2 separate regions of the Homo sapiens genome follow, and region 2 is linked to region 1. The links are chromatin contacts, found by Hi-C or POLR2A ChIA-PET in ENCODE. All regions are on one chromosome and are shown on one strand. The core of a region is the stretch at or near the end of the contact, and the rest is flanking DNA. Distances in the headings are between cores, read along the strand shown. Region 1 overlaps MYO1C (myosin IC). Region 2 overlaps RPA1 (replication protein A1).

The links. Hi-C counts contacts between places; a loop is a spot of excess contacts on that map. ChIA-PET counts read pairs that join two places held with the same protein, here RNA polymerase II (POLR2A). Pooled maps may share reads with other maps.
Region 2: a pooled map shows a loop between it and region 1 (3-fold over the local background). The contact joins two enhancer-like sites. A Hi-C loop is called at or near these places in 2 of 50 pooled maps. POLR2A ChIA-PET finds 5 or more read pairs at or near these places in 3 of 52 experiments (BJ, HEK293T and activated CD4-positive, alpha-beta T cell).

Annotation. Positions count from the first base shown.
Region 1 is chr17:1,472,591-1,479,593 of GRCh38, reverse strand. MYO1C (myosin IC) reads left to right here. Exons shown (of 32, transcript NM_001080779.2): 8 at 1-2; 9 at 92-163; 10 at 859-978; 11 at 1,102-1,184; 12 at 1,402-1,507; 13 at 1,623-1,703; 14 at 1,998-2,089; 15 at 4,562-4,656; 16 at 4,736-4,782; 17 at 4,904-4,984. Among named protein-coding and RNA genes, the nearest start is that of MYO1C, 17 kb to the left of the region's middle. RefSeq lists enhancers at 4,413-4,482, 4,633-4,762 and a silencer at 5,573-5,662. Within about 2 kb of position 5,618, at least 2 of the 41 ENCODE cell types and tissues checked have a DNase peak (open chromatin) inside an H3K27ac peak, as active enhancers do.
Region 2 is chr17:1,833,255-1,840,029 of GRCh38, reverse strand. The region is part of intron 1 of RPA1 (replication protein A1); the gene reads right to left. Among named protein-coding and RNA genes, the nearest start is that of RPA1, 6.6 kb to the right of the region's middle. Within about 2 kb of position 5,494, at least 4 of the 41 ENCODE cell types and tissues checked have a DNase peak (open chromatin) inside an H3K27ac peak, as active enhancers do.

The DNA.
Region 1 (7,003 bases), core at 4,369-6,868:
GGGTGAGTGGGGCGGGCAGAGGGCGACGGGAGGACGGCGGGGGCGGGGGCTGGGGGTGCACCCTCACCGTGTCCTCGCCTGCCCTTGGCAGCTCCTCAGCGTGGAAGGCTCGACGCTGCGAGAAGCCCTGACACACAGGAAGATCATCGCCAAGGGGGAGGAGGTGAGGCCGGGCCCTTGCCCTCGGGTGTGGAGGGGCAGCTGTTCCAAGGCAGCCCCTACTCCCATCACTCCCCTTCGCCTGGTTCCCTCAGCAATGCTGGAGGGATGGAAGGAAGGCTGCTCAGAGAAGCAGAGTGAGAGCCGAGCGCCGTGGCTCACGCCTGTAACCCCAGCACTTGGGGAGGCTGAGGTGGGCAGGTCACCTGAGGTCAGGAGTTCGAGACCATCTTGGCCAACATGGTGAAACCCCATCTACTAAGAATACAAAAATTAGCCGGGCATGGTGGCGGGCGCCTGTAATCCCAGCTACTCGGGAGGCTGAGGCAGGAGAATCGCTTGAACCCGGGAGGTGGAGGTTGCAGTGAGCCGAGATCACGGCAACAGAGCTAGACTCTGTCTCAAAAAAAAGAAGCAGCACAGTGAGCTGGCCAGGGTCACATAGGAAGAGAGTAACAGTCCGGCTAGAACCAGACTCCCACCTCGGGAAGGAGGCCTCCTGTCCCTCTACCACCTTCCCTCTGGGGTGGCCACCTGTCCTCCCTGAGGTCCCACTACCAGCACCCCTCCCCATACTGCAGGCTTGCTGGAGCTGGGAGTGCAGAGTGGTGGCGGCTTCCTGGTCTGCCTGAGCCTGGGAGCAGGTGGGATGCACAGGCTCTGTGGCATTCATCTCCTTGTCTCACGCTGCGTCCACAGCTCCTGAGCCCGCTGAACCTGGAGCAGGCCGCGTACGCACGAGACGCCCTCGCCAAGGCTGTGTACAGCCGCACTTTTACCTGGCTCGTCGGGAAGATCAACAGGTCGCTGGCCTCCAAGGTGAGGGCTCGGTCCACACTGCTCCCAAGGCAGAAGGGAGGGCCGTCGGCGAGGCGGGGGGTGCTGCAGGGTGGGGCTGGCACGCGCAGGGGGCCCACGCCTTCGGTTGAATGACTGCCCTAGGACGTGGAGAGCCCCAGCTGGCGGAGCACCACGGTTCTCGGGCTCCTGGATATTTATGGCTTTGAAGTGTTTCAGCATAACAGGTCGGTGCCATCTTTCCCCCGTCTCTCCTCCCGGTCTCCTGTCCTGCTCCCTCTCTTCTGTCCTCCAGCCTCTCATTCCTGCCCTGTGACTCCCCAGCCAGCCGGGGACTGTCTCTGTGTTTCTCACCTCCTGTGCTCAGGGGCGTCGTCCAGCTTTTCCCCTCTCCTGGTCCTGTGTCCCCACTGAGCCACTGTGGGCTCTTCTCCTTCCTTACAGCTTTGAGCAGTTCTGCATCAATTACTGCAACGAGAAGCTGCAGCAGCTCTTCATCGAGCTCACGCTCAAGTCGGAGCAGGAGGAGTACGAGGCAGAGGGCATCGCGGTGTGTGCTAGCCTGGGGGCACTCTCCGTGGGCCACGGGGAGCCTGGGTATCGGGGCCCCTGGGAGAGGGTGCCAGGACCCCACGGTGATCCCTTCCTTCCCTTCTGCCCCTCAGTGGGAGCCCGTCCAGTATTTCAACAACAAAATCATCTGTGATCTGGTGGAGGAGAAGTTTAAGGGCATCATCTCGATTTTGGTGAGTCCTCTGCGCCTCCAAGGCCTGGTGCTGGAGGCTGGGTGGGAGGATGTCCCCCTTCTCCGTTCTCTCCAGGCTGGTCCACGGAGGGCCAGAGTTTGGGGCTGAGTAGAGACAGGGCAGAGCTGTGAATGGAGGATGGAGGGAGGTGCCGCCCCAGTTGGAAGCTCTCTGTGGAGACTCCCTGTGATCTGCCCCTCCCCTGTGTCTGTGCCTCCCAGCACGGTGACCCCAATCCTCTGTGCGCTCTGACCTGTCCCCCATACGTCCTTCCCCCTGTGCCACACCCCCCAGGATGAGGAGTGTCTGCGCCCCGGGGAGGCCACAGACCTGACCTTCCTGGAGAAGCTGGAGGATACTGTCAAGCACCATCCACACTTCCTGACGTGAGTGGGGCTGCGGGGCTGCTGGGGGCAAGGGCTCACTTGCAGCAGAGCCTGCGGAGTGCAGGAGTCCCTCCGCCATCACAAAACACCAGCCACAAGGAGGTGACCAGGGACGGTGCTGAGTTAAGGACCCCTCACATGTGTCCAGAAACTAAGAAGCTTAGCCAGGCATGCTGACACGCCTGGAGTCCCATCTATGCAGAAGGCTGGGGCAAGAGCATCACTTGAGCCCTGGAGTTTTGAGGTTGCAGTGAGCTAGGATCAACCCACTGCACTCCAGCCTGGGTGACAAGAGCGAGACTCCGTCTCAAAAAAAAAAAAAAAGGGAAAAAAATAAATAATGAATTTTTTAAAAAAGAGAAAGAAGGCCAGGTGCAGTGGCTCACGCCTGTAATCCTAGCACTTTGGGAGGCTGAGGCGGGTGGATCACCTTAGGTTAGGAGTTCAAAACGAGCCTGGGCAACATGGTGAAACCCAGTCTCTACTAAAAATGCAAAAATTCGCTGGGTGTGGTGGCAGGTGCCTATAATCCCAGCTACTCGGGAGGCTGAGGCGGGAGAATCGCTCGAACCCGGGAGGTGCAGGTTGCAGTGAGCCGAGATCGCACCACTGCCCTCCAGCCTGAGCGACAGAGTGAGACTTCAACCCCAAAAAAAAAAACAAAAAACAAGACACTAGTAGCCTGGCTTCCTCCTTCTTCTTGTTTGAGAATGAAACTTGCTAAGATTTTTCATCTTCCTTGTTTGGAAATTGATTTTTATTGAAGGAATCCTCTGAAGTGGGGAGAGGTAGAAACAGGAACAAGCGCCTCTGTCCAGCGCGGTCTGATGCATGCTGTGCATGTCGTCGCTTCACCTGCAGCTGCTCCTTGAGGGGTTCTTGGTGTTTTCTCACTGAGACTCCAAGAGGCGAAGTCATTTCCCCAAAATTAGCTCTCATCTGGGTTGCCGAGCTGGGGTCAGTGCCAGGGCTGTTGAATGCCAAAGCCATGAGTATTTTTTGCATAATAATATATTGAAAATTTGTTTCTGGATGGGCGTGGTGGCTCACGCCTGTCATCCCGACACTGTGGGAGGCCTAGGTGGGCAGAGATCACCTGAGGTCAGGAATTCAAGACCAGCCTGGCCAACATGGTGAAACCCTATCTCTATTAAAACTACAAAAATTAGTCAGGCGTGGTAGTGGGCACCTATAATTCCAGCTACTTGGGAGCTAGGAGAATTGCTTGAACCTGGGGGGCGGAGCTTGCAGTGAGCTGAGATGGTGCCACTGCACTCCAGCCTGGATGACAGAGTGAGACTCCGTCTCAAAAAAAAAAAAAAGACTTGTTTCTAGGAGTCTCTCTGAATCTATTCGGGTTTAGGGGCTGCCTGATTCATTAAATAATAAATACTAAAAACTTGTTCCTGATTATAAAAATAATATTGCTTATTACAGCAAAGTTGGAATGTGCGCAAAAGCCACCTGTGATCCCGTCGCCCAAAGGCCATGGCTGTTAACTGTGTGAGGCATTTCCCTCCTGCCTTTTTCTATGCATTTTTTTTCGTAGTCGAGAACTTGTGTATAAGGCTCAGGGTAAATATCCTGCACATTTTCCCGTATCATCAAACAACATTTTCCTCAGAACACTTCCTGGAGCGGTTCTGACCCACAGATACTCCCCTCTCTCACCCAGCCCTTCGGGGCCCCTGGCCAGCCTCCCAGGTTTCTGCTGGAATCACAAGGCTGCCACAAACATCTCCGTGCCTTCAATCTTTGTCCGTGTCTCTGGTTAGCTGCTTGAAATAGTTCTTAAAAGCAAATGGGTGAAAGGGTATAAACACGCCTAAGACTTAAGTGCTCTCTTGGGGCAGCAGATTCCATTCTGAAAAGTAGTGCGCAGCTCACCACCCCTTCTGAGCAGAGCCCGCAGCGGCCGAAGCAACGAGAGTTTCCCTCCCTGCAGCGTACCCTGGCCGTCAGGAGGCCCAGGTCCCGGTCCTGGCACTGTGTGGCCCTGGCCAAGGCCATCTACCTCTCTGAGCCTCCATGGTCCGCTCTGATCAGGGAGGCCACTGGCCCTGCCTGGCCTGCCTCAGTGACCCAGCCCTGGGGGTGCACCTGCTCTTTTTTTTTTGGAGTGTAGTGGCACCATCTCGGCTCACTGCAACCTCTGCCTCCCAGGTTCAAGCGATTCTCCTTTGTCAGCCTCCTGAGTAGCTGGGACTACAGGCGCCCACCACCACGCCTGGCTAATTTTTGTATTTTTGGTAGAGATGGGGTTTCACCATATTGACCAAGCTGGTCTCGAAGTACTGACTTTGTGATCTACCCACCTCGGCCTCCCCAACTGCTGGGATTACAGCCGTGAGCCACTGTGCCCGGCCTGGGGTGCACCTGGGCAGCTGGTTCCTGCTCCTGAGGCCCTTTCAGCAGGCAGAGGGCTTGGCTCAGGCCGGCAGCCATCTGCAGCTTCCTCCCTGTCACCCCCAGGCACAAGCTGGCTGACCAGCGGACCAGGAAATCTCTGGGCCGAGGGGAATTCCGCCTTCTGCACTATGCGGGGGAGGTGACCTACAGCGTGACCGGTGAGGATCCTGGGGCTGTGTCCCCACAGGGGCCTGCGGGGAGGCTCTGTCTCACCTCACGTCGGTTCTCCCCTCCCAGGGTTTCTGGACAAAAACAATGACCTTCTCTTCCGGAACCTTAAGGAGGTGAGGAGGACGTGGGGAGGCCGGGGTGGGGGTGGGGATAGCCCACAGCTCTGCACCTGTGTCCAGGAGCCTGTCCTGCCTGTCCCTGTGCCCCACCCTGACCCCGGCTCTGCCCACACAGACCATGTGTAGCTCAAAGAATCCCATTATGAGCCAGTGCTTTGACCGGAGCGAGCTCAGTGACAAGAAGCGGCCAGAGACGGTGAGGAGGTGGCGGGACCGGGCGCAGGGGTGCATGCGCCTGAGTGTGCATGAGGGCCTGTGTGAGCCTGGGAGCTGGCAGCGTGCGTGTGAACGCGTGTGAGCCCGTGCACATCTGCAGGTGTCTGTAGGGGGCTGCCTTAGGTGCCTCTTTGCCTACTTTTTTTTTTTTTTTTTTTTTTTGAGACAGGGTCTCGCTCTGTTGCCCAGGCTGGAGTGCAGTGGCGCAATCTGGGCTCACTGCAACCTCCACCTCCCTGGTTCAAGCGATTCTCCTGCCTCAGTCTCCTGAGTAGCTGGGATTACAGGCGCCTGCCACCATGCCCGGCTAATTTTTTGTATTTTAAGTAGAGATGGGGTTTCACCATGTTGGCCTGGCTGGTCTCAAACTCCTGACCTCGGGTGATCCACCTGCCTCGGCCTCCCAAAGTGTTAGGATTACCGGTGTGAGCCACCACGCCTGTCCCTGTTTGCCTACTTGTGTGTGTGTGCTGTGTCTATAGTGGAGTCGTGTGTCTTCAGTGTGGGCTGTGTCTGTAGGGGAATCCTTGTGTACGTCTGTCTCTGTGGGTGCCCATATGTTGACAGCTGCCTCTGTGCGGTTGCTGTCATGTGTCTACCCACTCAGCAGACATTTATAGCAGACACTGCCAGGCACTGAGGTACCACAATGAGTGGGTGTGCCTGCAGCAACATGTGCACAGGGTGCTTTGCAAACTTAGAAGAGGGAACAGCAAACGGCCTGACGGGGCGGAAGGGGTGAGGGGTTGGGGAGGCTCCCTGGAGGAGGAAGCATTGGAGATGACTTGGGAATGTCAGATGAACCTATAGTGAGGGCCCAGTCCAGACACAGAGAGTCTAAAAAGGCCATGAGGTGAGCAGGAAAGCGATGGCATCAAGGAGAAGGACCGGGGGAAAGGCAGGCATGGCCAGGGTGCCAGATGCAGGGAGGGCTCCAGCGAGCTGAAGGCGGAGGTACGGCTGTTGGGCTTGGCAAAAAGAGGGTCAGGGGAGCCCCAGAAGAGTGAGGTCAGTGAGTCCATAGGGAGGTGGAAGCCAGACTGCCTGGCAGGGAGGGCATGCAGGCGACATGCTGCCCAGGGTGTGGCTCACTGTGCCCCTGCCCGCTGCTGCCGTCCACCCCACCCTCTCCCGAAGCACCACATCCTCCCGGCCCTAGCGTCTCCCTGCTGAGGATGCCTACACACCCTCCCGCCCAGGCCTCTCCAGCAAGCCACAGACTCGTGTATCTCATCCTCTTCCCCTAGGTGGCCCCAGGGCACCCTAGATCCCACTGGTCTATAACAAACGGGCCCTTGGTCTGCCCCTCCAGGCTTTCTCCTTCTTTGACCCAGTCCCCCAGGCCAGAAACCTGGGTGTCATCCCCTTTTTTGTTTTTGTTTTTGTTTTTGAGACGGAGTCTCGCTCTGTCACCCAGGCTGGAGTGCAGTGGCGCGATCTCGGCTCACTGCAACCTCTGCCTCCTGGGCTCACGCCATTCTCCCACTTCACACTCACGAGTAGCTGGGATTACAGGTACCCGCCATCGTGCCCGGCTAATTTTTTTATTTTTGTAGAGATGGGGTTTCACCATGTTGGCCAGGCTAGTCTTAAACTCCTGACCTCAGGTGATCCGCCCGCCTCGGCCTCCCAAAGTGCTGGGATGACAGGCGTGAGCCACCGCGCCCGGCTCCGGCCCCCTCGTTCTTTTCTCTCCTTGTCTCCCTTGTCCAGCCACTGGATCTTGCCGGAGTACTTAGCAGCTCCCCCTCAGTCCTTCCCTGTAGCCACTTCACCCGCCCCTCCTCCTTATCCTTTAAAGCTCAGCAGAGCGTCATTTCCAGAAGACGTCACCTGGTGCCCCCTAACCCTCAGACTGGATGAATTGTCCCTTTGTGGGGCTCTCAGAACCCACAGGCATACACCTGCTACTCTCGGAACACCGGGATTGTGAGTCTTTGCCAAGGAGCGTGCTCCTCCGCCAGGCCTGAGATCCTTCCAGGTCCCGCAGAGCAGCATA
Region 2 (6,775 bases), core at 4,245-6,744, 360 kb before region 1:
CTTGAGGTCAGGAGTTCGAGACCAACCTGGCCAACATGGTGAAACCCCGTCTCTACAAAAAATACAAAAAGTAGTTGGGTGTGGTGGCACATGCCTATAGTCCCAGCTACTCGAGAGGCTGAGGCAGGAGGATTGTTTGCATCTGGGAAGCAGAGGCTGCAGTAAGGTGAGATGGCACCACTGTACTCTACCTGAGTGATAGTAAAGCCCTGTCTCAAAAAAAAAAAAAAAAAAAAAAAAACTAGCTGGGCGCAGTCGTCCCAGCTACTCAGAGGGTGAGGAGGGAGGATCACTTGAGCCAGGGAGATAAAGCTGCAGTAAACTATGATCATGTATGTCACTGCACTCCAGCTTGGATGACTAAGTGAGATCCTGTCTCAAAAAAAAAAAAAAATGAAGCTAGAGGCCAGGCACGGTGGCTCACGCCTGTACTCCCAGCATTTTGGGAGCCCAAGGCAGGTGGATCACATGAGGTTGGGAGATCAAGACTAGCCCAGCCAGCATAGTGAAACCCCGTCTCTACTAAAAATATAAAAATTGGCTGGGTGTGGTGGCGGGCACCTGTAATCCCAGCTATTCAGGAGGCTGAGGTAGGAGAATCGCTTGAACCCGAGAGGTGGAGGTTGCAGTGAGCCGAGATCTCACCACTGCACTCCAGCCTGGCGACAGAGCTAGACTCCATCTCAAAAAAAATAAAAAATAAAAAATAAAAATGAAGCTGGAGAATTTACAATGCCAGATTTCAAGATTTACTATAAATCTTCAATGTTTATGATGATGTGGTATTGACATAAGCACCAACATAGAAATCAATTGACATTCCAGAAACAGATACACATATACAGTCCATTGATTTTATATAAAGTGACTAAGGGGCCGGGCGCAGTGGCTCACGCCTGTAATCCCAGCACTTTGGGAGGCCGAGGCAGGTGGATCACGACGAGGTCAGGAGATTGGGACCATCCCGGCTAACACGGTGAAATACCGTCTCTACTAAAAATACAAAAAAAAATTAGCCGGGCATGGTGGCGGGTGCCTGTAGTCCCAGCTACTCGGGAGGCTGAGGCAGGAGAATGCTGTGAATCCGGGAGGTGGAGCTTGCAGTGAGCCGAGATCGTGCCACTGCACTCCAGCCTGGGTGACAGAGCGAGGCTCCATCTCAAAAATAAAAAATTAAAAAAATAAATAAATAAAGTGACTAAGTAACTCAATGAAATGGGATAGTGTTTTCAATAAACAGGGCTGGAACAACTGAATATCTGTATTTAAAAAAGAGCTATATATCATAGATAAAATAGTAAACTTGAAATGCATTACAGACCACAAGGCAAAGCGAAAACTATAAAACTTCTGGAAGAAAACACAGCATAAAAGATTTGTGACCTTGGGTCGGGTAGGCAAAGATTTCTTTTTTTTTTTTTTTTTTGAGACTGAGTTTCACTCTTGTTGCCCAGGCTGAAGTGCAATGGTGCGATCTTGGCTCACCACAACCTCCACCTCCTGGGTTCAAGTAATTCTCCTGACTCAGCCTCCTGAGTAGCTGAGGTTACAGGCATGCGCCACCACGCCCGGCTAATTTTGTATTTTTAGTAGAGACGGGATTTCTCCATGTTGGTCAGGCTGGTCTCGAACTCCTGACCTCAGGTGTTCTGCCCGGCTTTGCCTCCCAAAGTGCTGGGATTACAGGCGTTAGCCACTGCACCCTGCTGTTTTTATTTTATTTATTTAATTATTTTTTTGAGACGGAGTTTTGCTCTGTTGCCCAGGCTGGAGTGCAGTGGTGCGATCTTGGCTCACTACAAGCTCCGCCTCCCGGGTTCACGCCATTCTCCCGCCTCAGCCTCCCGAGTAGCTGGGACTACAGGTGCCTGCCACCACGCCCAGCTAATTTTGTATTTTTAGTAGAGACGGGATTTCTCCATGTTGGCCAGGTTGGTCTCGAACTCTCGACCTCAGGTGATCCGCCCGCCTCAGCCTCCCAAAGTGCTGGGATTACAGGCATGAGCCACCACATCCAGCCTAGCAAAGATTTCTTAGGACACACAAACACAACTCTGCAAAAAACAAAACAAAAACAAACAAAAAAACACAACCTGATAACTTGGACTTCATGAAAATTTAAAAGTGCACTTCAAAAAAAACAAAATTTCAAAAAAGAAAAGGCAAGTCACAGATTGGGAAAAAATATATGTAATATTTATATTTAACAAAAGACCTAGCAAGAATCAAGAATTCTCACAACTCATTAATAAGCACAAAACCCAATTTTTAGGTGAACAAAAGATGTGAACAGACACTTCTTTCGTGAAGATATACAAATGGCCAGTAAGCCCACGAAAAGATGCTCAACGTCACTAGCCACCAGAGAAATACAAATAAAAGCACAGTGAGATACCATTACACATTCACTAGAATACTCGAAATCAAAGACTGATGACTGGCAAGGATATGGAGCAACTAGAATTCTCATGATCACACTGGAAAAGGTTGGCGATTTCTTTTACACATTCAGTTACCTGTGACCCAGCAATTACATTCCTAGATATTTATCCCAGAGAAACGAAAACATATTTCCACAAAAAGAGTTGTACTTAAATGGTCATAGCATCTTCATTTATAATAGCCAAAAGATGAAAATAACCCAAATGTGCAATAATAAGTAAATAAACAAATTTTGTTATAGTCATACAATGGAATACTACTGAGCCATAAAAAGGTGCAGATTACTGAATTAACATGGGTAAATCTCAAAAACCATTTTGGTCCACAGTGGTGGCTTGTGCCTGTAACCCCAACACTTTGGGAGGCCAAGGTGGGAGGATCACTTGAGCCCAGGAGTTCAAGATCATCCTGGACAACACACCAAGACTCCATCGCTACAAAAAATATTTTTAGGCCGGGCGTGGTGGCTCACACCTGTAATCCCAGCACTTTGGGAGGCTGAGGCGGGTGGATCACGAGGTCAAGAGATCGAGACCATCCTGACCACCGTGGTGAAGCCCCGTCTCTACTAAAAATACAAAAATTAGCTGGGGATGGTGGCATGCGGCTGTAATCCCAGCTACTCGGGAGGCTGAGGGAAGAGAATCGCTTCAACCCAGGAGGCAGAGGTTGCAGTGAGCTGAGATTGCGCCACTGCACTCCAGTCTGGCAACAGAGCAAGACTGTGTCTCAAAAAAAAAAAAAAAAATTTTTTTTTAATTAGCCAAGAGTGGTGGCATGCACTTGTAGTCCCAGCTACTCAGGAGGCTGAGGTGCGAGGATCTCTTGAGTTCAGGAGGTCAAGGCTGGAGTGAGCCATGACTGTGTCGCTGCACTCCAGCCTGGGTGACAGAGACCCTACCTCTGGGGAAAAAAAAAAAACTGCTGAAAGAAGCCAGACACAAAAGGATAGATATTATTTGATTCCATTTATATGAAGTCTTAGGAAAGGCAAAACTAACCTACAAAGGTAGAAACCAGAACACTGGTTGCCTAGGGTGAGGATGGAGGTGGGGAAGGAGCAAGAGGAGTTGTGCGTTGATGGAAGTATTCTATATCTCCACAGGGGCAATGTGGTTACAGGGGTGCGCACATTTGTCAAAGTTCATCAAGCTGTACATTTAAAATACGTGCAATTTGGCCGGGCATGGTGGCTTATGCCTGTAATCCCAGCACTTTGGAAGGCCAAGGCAGGAGGAGCATCTGAGGTCAGGAGTTCGAGACCAGCCTGGCCAACATAGTGAAACCCCATCACTATTAAAAATACAAAAATTAGCCAGGTGGTGGCGTGCACCTGTAACCCCAATTACTAAGGAGACTGAGGCATGAGAACTGCTTGAACCTGGGAGGCAGAGGTTGCAGTGAGCTGAGATCACGCCACTGCACTCCAGGGTGACAGGAGGAAACTCTGCCTCAAATAAATAAATAAATAAATAAAAAAGGTGCAATTTACTATACGTAAGCAAAATGTCAATGACAGTGATTTTTCTAAAAAGCAGTTATTCTGGGGAACAGTACTGGACAAGGTAAGGCAGGAGGTCAGTAATTACATTAAACACCTCTTTCTTTCTTCTTTCTAAATGAAATAGAGACAGGATCTTGCTATGTTGCCCAGCCTGGTATCAAACTCTTTCTTGGCCTCAAGGGATCCTCCTGCATTAGCCTCCCCAAGTGCTGAGAGTACACATGTGAGCCACCATGCCCGGCCATGAACACCTTTCTGTTCCGTTTGATTTTAAAACCACGTGCATGTATGAGGGGGATTCAAAAAGTACACGAAAAATGTGCATTATGAAAAAACTATGCATGCATTTCAAAAATTTTTTTTGCACTAAAATAAACTCATACTAACTTGTTATAACATGTCTGAACAAGACCTAGTTTGAGGTACTAAGAAGGATAAGACATCAGTTTGAAAAGAGCCCCTATCAGAGCAACATGAATTCTGCTAAAATGGAAACAACAACAAACAACAAATTCAAGGGGAAGGTTGGGTGGAAGAAGGATGAGATCACTTATGAAAGAAAAGTATATGGGGACGATGCTCCAAAGAAATCAGCTGTTTACAAATGTAACTCATTTTAAGGGACAAGGCCAGGCACAGTGGCTCATGCCTATAATCCCAAAGACTTGGGAGGCAAGGCAGGAGAACTGTTTGGAGACCAAGAGTTAGAGACCAGCTTAGGCAAGATGGCGAAACCCCATCTCTACACAAAATTAAAAAAAAAAAAAATTAGCTGGGCATGGTGGCATGCACCTGTACTCCCAGCTACTGGAGAGGTTGAGGTGGAAGGATCACTTGAGCCCAGGAGTTGGAGGTTGCAGTGAGCTATGATCATGCCACTGCACTCCAGCCTGAGAGACAAAGAACAAGACTCTGTCATTTAAAAAAAATTACGGCCAGGTGCAATGGCTCAAGTCTGTAATCCCAGGACTTGGGGAAGCCGAGGCGGCAGATCACTTGAGGCCAGGGGTTCAAGACCAGCCTGGACAACATGACGAAACCTCATCTCTACTAAAAATACAAAAATTAGCTGGGCGTGGTGGCGCACGTCTGTAATCGAGAGACAGAGGCAAAAGAATCACTTGAACCTGGGAGGTGAAGGTTGCAGTGAGCTGAGATTGTGCTTCTGCACCCCAGCCTGGGCAACAGAGTGAGACCCTTTAAAAAAAAAATCCCTAGTAAGTATATAAAGCAACAAATGTAATACTCAAGGGCACATGTGTTCAAATCTTCACCCCATGGACACATTATTCAACCTCTCTGTACTTCCTTCCTCTGTAAAATGGGAGTATAATAGCTATCTTCTAGGGTTACTTAAGTACTGACTACTAAAGCATCTGTCACATTAGAAATAGTCAAAAACATTAGTTCCCTTCCCCTTTCGTTATATAATTAAGATACAAATGCTATGTATTCTGTTGACCACAAGAGTTCTATGCATCATCTCTTATTTTATCATGTGACTCTTGCCCAAACGCCTTCACATGTGTGTGGTATTTGCGTACCCTTTGTGGCCTGTGTCTTTTGAACGAAAATGATACCTGCTTTAGCTGATAATGAAAGTCAGCAAAGGTTCTCCAACTCATTCCATCACCACAAACACATGTGAAACTTTCATTCTTCATTTATGAACAAAATACTTCACCTACGCTGGAAATAGGTTTATAAAATTTTGAATATAAAAACATGGCCAGGTGCAGTGGCTCACATCTATAATCACAGCACTTTGGGAAGCTGAGGCGAGAGGATCGCTTAAGCCCAGGAGTTTGAGACTAGCATGGGCAACAGAGTGAGACCCCATCTCTAAAAAATAAAAAAACTTATCAAATTATTTAAATATCTCCATGATCATTCTTTATTTTTTTTTGAGACAGTCTCACTCTGTCGCCCAGTCTGGAATGCACTGGTGCAATCTCGGCTCACTGCAACCTCTGCCTCACGGGTTCAAGCAATTATCCTGCCTCAGGCTCTCAAGCAGCAGGGATTACAGGCACACGCCAACACACCCAGCTAATTTTGTATTTTTAGTAGACCAGGGTTTCCCCATGTTGGCCAGGCTGATCTCGAACTCCTGACCTCAAGTGATCCACCTGCCTTGGCCTCCTAAAGTGCTTAGATTACAGGCATGAGCCACTGCGCCTGGCCCATGATCAGTCTTTTTAAAAGTGAAGAACCATTCTTTTCTTTTTTTCTTTTGAGATGGAGTTTTGCTCTTGTTGCTGGAGTGCAATGGTGCGATCTTGGCTTACCGGAACCTCTATCTCCCGGGTTCAAGAGATTCTCCTGCCTCAGCCTCCCAAGTAGCTGGGATTCCAGGCATGCGCCCCCACACCTGGCTAATTTTGTATTTCTAATAGAGACAGAGTTTCTCCATGTTGGCCAAGCTGGTCTCAAACTCCCAATCTCAGGTGATCTGCCTGCCTTGGCTTCCCAAAATGCTGGGATTACAGGCGTGAGCCACTGCGCCTGGCCTAGAAACATTCTTAATTTGTCTTAAAGACACAAGGTAGCAGCTATAAAGTAAATGAAAGCTACAATTTAAAATCACTTCCCCGGTTTCAGCATTCACACATTCCTAATTTATTTAAATATTCACTTGAGTCCAACAATAGTTCTTCCTGTTCCTGTTTTTCCCCCAAGCTGCCTTTCTTCCCCATTCACCTGTCCCTTTCTTCCCACTGCCTCATTCATTCATGCAACTAGCAAGCATTTATTCAGCACCTAAAACTTGCCAGCACTTCTCCAGGTATTGGGGATACAATGCAGAGTAAAATAACCCAGACATGATTG